Linked DNA regions of Homo sapiens: region 2 is linked to region 1. The links are chromatin contacts, found by Hi-C or POLR2A ChIA-PET in ENCODE. All regions are on one chromosome and are shown on one strand. Each heading gives the region's core, a stretch centred on a gene start or an enhancer-like site at or near the end of the contact. The rest is flanking DNA. Distances are from core to core; before and after follow the strand shown. Region 1 has its middle 140 kb from the start of NECTIN1-AS1. Region 2 has its middle 200 kb from the start of SORL1-AS1.

Region 1 (3,231 bases), core at 263-2,762:
TCGATATGATCATTTTCTTGATGATTTGGGAGTATTCTTATTTATCAGAGAAATTAACCCTTTGTTTATAATATGAGTATCTAAAACTTCTCCCAAAGGGTCGAGTCTTTTGCTTTTGTGTACTACTGTTCATGAATACCCAGATCCCTCCCTGAAAAGGCATTACATTCCCTGCCCTTGTGAACCAAGGTGCAGCTGTGTGACTTGTTCTGGTCAATTAAATGCAAGCAGAAGCACGTGTGACACTTTGGGCTGAAGCTTGAAGTGCTGGTGCTTTGCTCACCCTCTTTCTCTCTGACTCGGGAATTGGCGTCAGCAGATGATGGCTGTGCCTTCAACTTGGGAGCCTAAAGTGAAAGTGACAATACTGACAACATGGGAGTGGAGGCCTCAGCCAATCCACAAAAGGATGTGTACTGTGGGCCAGAAATAACCACTTGTTGCTTTATACCCCTCAGATTTTGGCTTTTTTTCTTGCTGCAGTATAACCAGCCTATCCAGACTGATTTTTGCCACAAAGACTTTTGAAAAAAAATTTATTTTGATGAGGTTAAAATGATTACTCATTTATTTTATGACTTCGGGGCTTGTGCCGAAAGATCTTCCTCAATCATGCAATGAAAAACCTTAAATATTACTTCCCTGCCAGACATGGTGGCTCACACCTGTAATCCTAGCACTTTGTGGGGGGACGAGGCAGGTGGATCACCTGAAGTCAGGAGTTCGAGACAAGCCTGGCCAACATTGTGAAACCACGTCTCTACTAAAAATACAAAAAAATTAGTCAGGTGTGGTGGTGGATGCCTGTAATCCCAGCTACCCAGGAGGCTGAGGCAGAAGAATTGCTTGAACCTGGGAGGCGGAGGTTGTAGCGAGCTGAGATCGCACCACTGCACTCCAGCCTGGGCAACAAGAATGAAACGAAACTCTGTCTCGAAACAAACAAACAAACAAACAAACAAAAACCTCCAAAACAAATATTATTTCCCACATCTGTATTATTATTTTAAAAATCCTCCCACGGTTTGTTGAAAATGCATTATTTAGCTTCCAATTTGAAATGCCATCAGGTGCCACTCCTCTGACTGTCATTGTTACGTTGTTCAAGAAGTGGAGCTTGGGGCAGCAGCTGTTCTTGCCTGGGCCCACCACCATAACCCCAGTGTTCAAGACTGTCTGGCTGCTGCTGAAAACAACTTGACTGCAGATGTGTATTCCAATCAGGAGCTTCTCCTGTCACACAGAAGCCTAGAGTTGGGCATTTCAGGGCCAGTAGGGCAGCTCCAGGGGCGTTCTTATGTGCTTCGGTTTTAACCTCCTTAACACGTGGCTTTCCCAGACCTCATTGTCCAAGATGTCTGCTGGAGCTCCAGCCATCAAGCCTGAGTTTCAGGCAAGAAGTAGGAGAAGGCAGGTGAGGCCAAAGGGACTATGCCAATTGTTCATCTCCCTTTTAAGGAACTTTCTCGGATGTCTCACCTACAGTCTTCTGTTTATACCTCATTGCCCAGAACTTAGTCATAGGGCCACACCTTGTATCAAAGGGGCAAGACATGTAGAGTTTATGGTGTTGGTGTGATGGAATGCTGGAGGTTGCTGATGAGATAGGGGATAGATAAGTTCTCTGATAGTCTCAGAACTTTGGAGGCAGGGCCTGTTCCTAAAAAACAGAGCTTCCTGGTAGCAAATCTCAGCAGAAGGCACCATAGCCCTCCCCATCCCCTCCTTGCCTTCTGGCCATCTCAGGCCATATCCAGCTTTTGGGGACTCCCCACAAGGGGCTGCACCTGTGAGTGGGAGCTGACAGCTGGGAGGGAGCCCAGCCCCTACTCTGGGAGACAGAAGCCCTCTGGGTCTTTGGCCAATTCACCCTTGGCTGGCGTTGACTAACTGGCTTGAATCTCTGAGCCTTGGGCAACAAGAGTAGCTTCCCAGGGCTGCTGCGCTAACAGACAGAAGTTGCATCTAGGAAAGCCTTAGGAGGTTCCAGCTGTTGATTTTGGGAGAACAAGGGAAGACTGCCTGGGAGTTCTTGCTGCCACCAGCAGGGGCGGCCTGAGTGCTGTCGGAGAGGCCCGGAGGAGGAGAAGTGTGGGTGCTCTGTTGCTCTCACCTTTCCCACAGCTTCCTGATCCCCCTTCAGGATTTTTCACCTGTCCACACACCCGAAATCACCAGCACTCCCCAGCGTCCTCACCCCAACTTCCCCGGCTCAAGCGATCCTCCTACCTCAGCCCCACGAGTAGCTTGGGACCACAGGTGCATGCCACCACACCTGACTAATCTATTTATTTTTTGTACAGATGGGTCTTGCTATGTTGACTAGGCTGGTCTCAAACTCCTGGCCTCAAGCAATCCATCCACCTCAGCCTCCCAAAGTGCTGAGATTACAGGCATGAGCCACCATGCCCGGCCACATTTGTTTCTTGTTCTCATGAAATTCCCATGCCTCTCTGGGACAGCTCTCCCTGGATCCAAGCTTGTCGATCTGATAAAGCCTCCACCTCAACGCTTGCCTCAAAGAGTGAAGAGAGAATGAGGGCCTCATATCTACTCTTCTATGCTTCAGTCTGGAGGTAACACTTAGACCCATAGCCTGCTAGTCAGAGCAAGGCGCACAGCTCTGTGACCTGCAGGCCCTGGGAAATGCAGGGAACACACAGATTGAGTATCTGCAGTCAAGCCTCTGTTAGTAGCAGTAACAAATGTAGTAGCTGTGTCTGCTAAAAGCCTATAGGACCATGCTACCAGTTCATATCCAAGTTCCTGCCTAGTCCTCGATAACTATGATCTGGCCTGGCTGATGCCTCCCAGCCCATCACCCCCATCTCTCTTCAAATACATCTTGCAAAGTCCTTCCTCCCAGCCCTATTCATGCTCTTCTTCTGCTTTATCAACTGTCACCACTTCCTTCCTCTTTCCTAAGTTCTTCAGGGCCCAAATCAAGTTCAATCTCTTCCTCAAAGCCTCCTTTTGGCTTATCCCTTAGTGCTATCCCTTCTTTGAGCTCCTCCAGGGCTGATTTTTAAGCTTCTCAGTCAGCCCTGAGCATATACTCCTTCTATATGTCCTCTCTAGTGTAGGGGAAGAAAAATAATTTTGTCTTCAACCTTCATAGGTTCTTTGTTAGCATGGACCCCTGTAACAGAGGACAGATTAACAAGAGAAAATAAAGTTTATTCACCTGTATATTTCATATATACATGGGAGACACCCAGAGAATGAGTAGTT
Region 2 (3,231 bases), core at 256-2,755, 2.1 Mb after region 1:
TTCATCTGGTTGTAGCTCAGAATTTTGTACCTGGCCCAGAGGAGATTCCTGGGAGTGGAATCTAGGTCCCCACCCAATTCTGATTGTGAGTAATGGATGCCGTTTGGATGGGAACTGTAGAGGATTTATCTTTAACGCCAGAGGGCTGGAGGTCAGAGCTGAAGCAGGTTGATTAAAATCAGTTACTCAGGGGATTTGACTACACAACCCAAAACACAAGCTGGAGGAATCCAGCTTCTTCTCAGAACTGCCCCCAAATACTGAGGAAAGGTAGATTCGAGGTCTGCAATCCTCGCCTTGCTTCTCAACTCAGAGCTGTCATTGTCTCAAACACGCACTTGACACTAAACATACATTTTTCTCTGACATATTTGTATTGTTTTTTAAGCTGTATGACAAATAGTTATGCTGAGTGAGTTCCGGGCACCTAGCAGGCAGGCAGTAAATATTTGCTGTACATCGAAAGAATGCCGTTGGCTTGGCTGTCAGTATGGCTCCGATTCAGAACCATCCCATTGCTGGGTTCTTGAAGCTGGGAGGATTGCACGTTGAAGGGCTGGTCAAGCCCTGCCTGACCAGAAAGGTCTCTGTGAATACTTTGGTCATAGAGACCAGAAAGGTCTCTGTGAATACTGGAACATTCTCAGACATGCCGAGCAAAAGCTACCATCGCAGGCAAGAGGGACGGTGGGGGGAAGTGCAGCTGGGAGTTTTCATAGAGACGTGGTTCCTTTGTTCTGGTAGATTTCAGCCAGAAAGAACAGCAAATTTTTACTGTCTGCAAACCACTAAGGAGCTACTCCCCTCCCCCTTTACCTCCTTCCTTCCCAACCTGGGAATTCATTTGCTGCTTCTCTCTCCTCCTCCTCTGCCCTCGGGCAGTCCTCAGGGACAAAGCTCTTTGTTGTGAACACTCCGAGACAATACGGGATTGCACAGTCCCCAGGGCACAATCGGGGCTGTCCTCCATGGAGAGTGATCGCCCGGGCAGAGACCCCCACCTGTTGATCTCCCCCTTCCCGGGGCGAGTGGCAACCTGCATTGTGCTGGGGACGCACGCGTTTCCACAGCAGGCTCAGCAGATGGTGCTGGTGAGCAAAGCCATTCCCGTCCCTCTCGCGCCCCTCCCCACCGCCAGAGCCTCGCTGGTCTAAAGCAAAAACAGATGTTTTCATCATTTCTGGATCTGGCATGTGACTCGCAGTTCAGCAATGCGCCGACATAACCCAGAGTTGTACGTCCCCATCATCCCCCGCAAAATAAAAATCCTGAACTTAAACGAGCCTTCCTCCTAGGCGAGCCACTGACACATGATCTGTGTAATCCACCCGGCACGTGTTTAATCGGACTCCAACTGCAACTGCCTTTGTAGCCAGCCCCGGCTCTATAATTGGGAAGTTGTCTTTTTTTCAGCGAAGACACGGGACAGCCAGACTAGCTATCTTTACACCAAGGGCTGGGAAGAGGCGCTAGCCTTTTAAAATAGCCCTGGTCTGGCTGGCTGGCGAACCTGTCTGCGTGGGAGCCGGTGAGCGGGGCCAGAGCAAAACAGGAAGGCCGCGGCGGCGCACCCTGTTCCCGGCGCCCTCGGCAGGTGGCAGCATTGGCCCGAGCTGGCCTCTGCCGCTGGCCAGCCCCAAAGCAGGGCCCTTTTACTTTCGGTGGCCTCAAAATTATTAGTTCCAGATGAGTTCTTGCAATTGTAATATTTGGTTTAACCCAATCTGCCCGACTGCGTCAGCGCACGTTCAAATACAGCCGTCTGAAGTCTACCCAGACATCAGAGGCATGTTTCGGGGGTGTCAACATTCCTTACCCTTTGAAAGAATTAAAGCAAAACAAAACAAAACAAAAAAAGGAGGCTGATTTATCCCAAAACGAAAGAAGGGTGAACAGGCGTGGGGCTAGGGTGCCTGAGAGGGAGCGAGCAGTGGACATTCAGGGAAGGCGTAACAATGGAACTTTGTCCAGGAGGCCCGCTAGAGTGGAACTGGATTTATTTGTTGAACTAGAAAGGGACCTCTAGGTTCTTTGAAGGTTAGAGCAAATAAGCAAAACTGGCGTGCATTTGGTTTACCAACAGCAGAGTCCTTCAAGTCACGTAGGCTGCTATTGTCAGACACAAAACGCGTTGTTTCTGGGGCTGGGCCTCTGCTTAACACTTGGCTTGGTGTCCCAGGAAGGGGGCAGTGGAGGAGGGGGCTCCCCATCTTAGCACACAGCTTTTAGGGGCACTCTGAATGTCTGCCAAGGATGTAGACTGGGTTTCCTAAGGACAGCAGCCTAGGCCGCAGAGGACTCGTTTAGAAGACAGGAGCCCTCCTGCAGGCCCTCTGGCGAGTGGACTGGCTGGAGTCGTCAAGTGTCTTGTAAACGGCCCTGCTGTGGTTTTACTGCAACACCGTGGAGCTGGACACGGGGGAGACTAGGGACCCATCCCGGTGGTCTCAGGGTATTACAGATGCATGAGCTGAGGCTAAAAGACTCCCTCTGACCCCCAGGGCAGAGCAGCAAAATGTGCAAAGGGAGCCCAGAAATCCTGCTCCAACCACCAGCCAGGAAAGGGTGTCTCTTCCCTTAGCAGAGATGGAATAACCTGGCCTTGAAAAGACAGCCTCTGTCAAGCAGTCCCCCACACCCCTTCCCCCTGCCTGCACCTCACTTTTAAATCTGTGCTCAAATTCTTCAGTAAGATTCCTGCTAGTCGACTACAGGGAGCCTGACCGTTTCCCTGCAGGTCTCTGGCTCAACATGGTACTGATCAAAAGCTGGCACCAGTCTGGCAGATGCTTTAAGTCCTGCATGTCGGGAGCTAGCGGCTGGTGCTGGCATCAGCCAGCCAGGCAGACAGAGTGGCCATCTTGTTAGATGTGGTTGGGGCCTCGCTCATCACTTACCTGCTGCAGGGGCCACCCCACTGTGTGGAGGAGGCGTAGGAAAGATGGTGGGACCTCCACACATCTGTTCCAATACCTCCAGAGTGTTTAGGGACCCAGACTTCCTGCTATCCTCCTTTCAGTCTGAAAACTACATGTGTCCCTGCAGATTGTTGGGAAAGTGCTGATTGTCTTGGCGGGAGCCTCACCCTGATCCTAGAGGGGACTTGGCCTTGGAGGGAAATAGGCAAATTAGGCATTCAGGTGAGTACAATGGTTCGAGGCCTGTGTGCGTAGAATGGCTAAGGAATTCCAGTATTCCTTTCCATTGCTTCATTTACTTTATTCCCTTCTG

The links. A loop is a pair of places that touch in the nucleus more often than their neighbours do. ChIA-PET counts read pairs that join two places held with the same protein, here RNA polymerase II (POLR2A).
Region 2: a loop to region 1 is called in a map with no recorded cell type, with 8 times the contacts of the local background. The contact joins two enhancer-like sites. A Hi-C loop is called at or near these places in 1 of 37 single-sample maps with no recorded cell type. POLR2A ChIA-PET finds 5 or more read pairs at or near these places in 1 of 52 experiments (GM12878).

The regions. Positions count from the first base shown.
Region 1 is chr11:119,571,184-119,574,414 of GRCh38, forward strand. No RefSeq gene overlaps it. Among named protein-coding and RNA genes, the nearest start is that of NECTIN1-AS1, 140 kb to the right of the region's middle. Within about 2 kb of position 1,513, at least 2 of the 41 ENCODE cell types and tissues checked have a DNase peak (open chromatin) inside an H3K27ac peak, as active enhancers do.
Region 2 is chr11:121,654,571-121,657,801 of GRCh38, forward strand. No RefSeq gene overlaps it. Among named protein-coding and RNA genes, the nearest start is that of SORL1-AS1, 200 kb to the left of the region's middle. RefSeq lists an enhancer at 1,267-1,476. Within about 2 kb of position 1,506, at least 35 of the 41 ENCODE cell types and tissues checked have a DNase peak (open chromatin) inside an H3K27ac peak, as active enhancers do.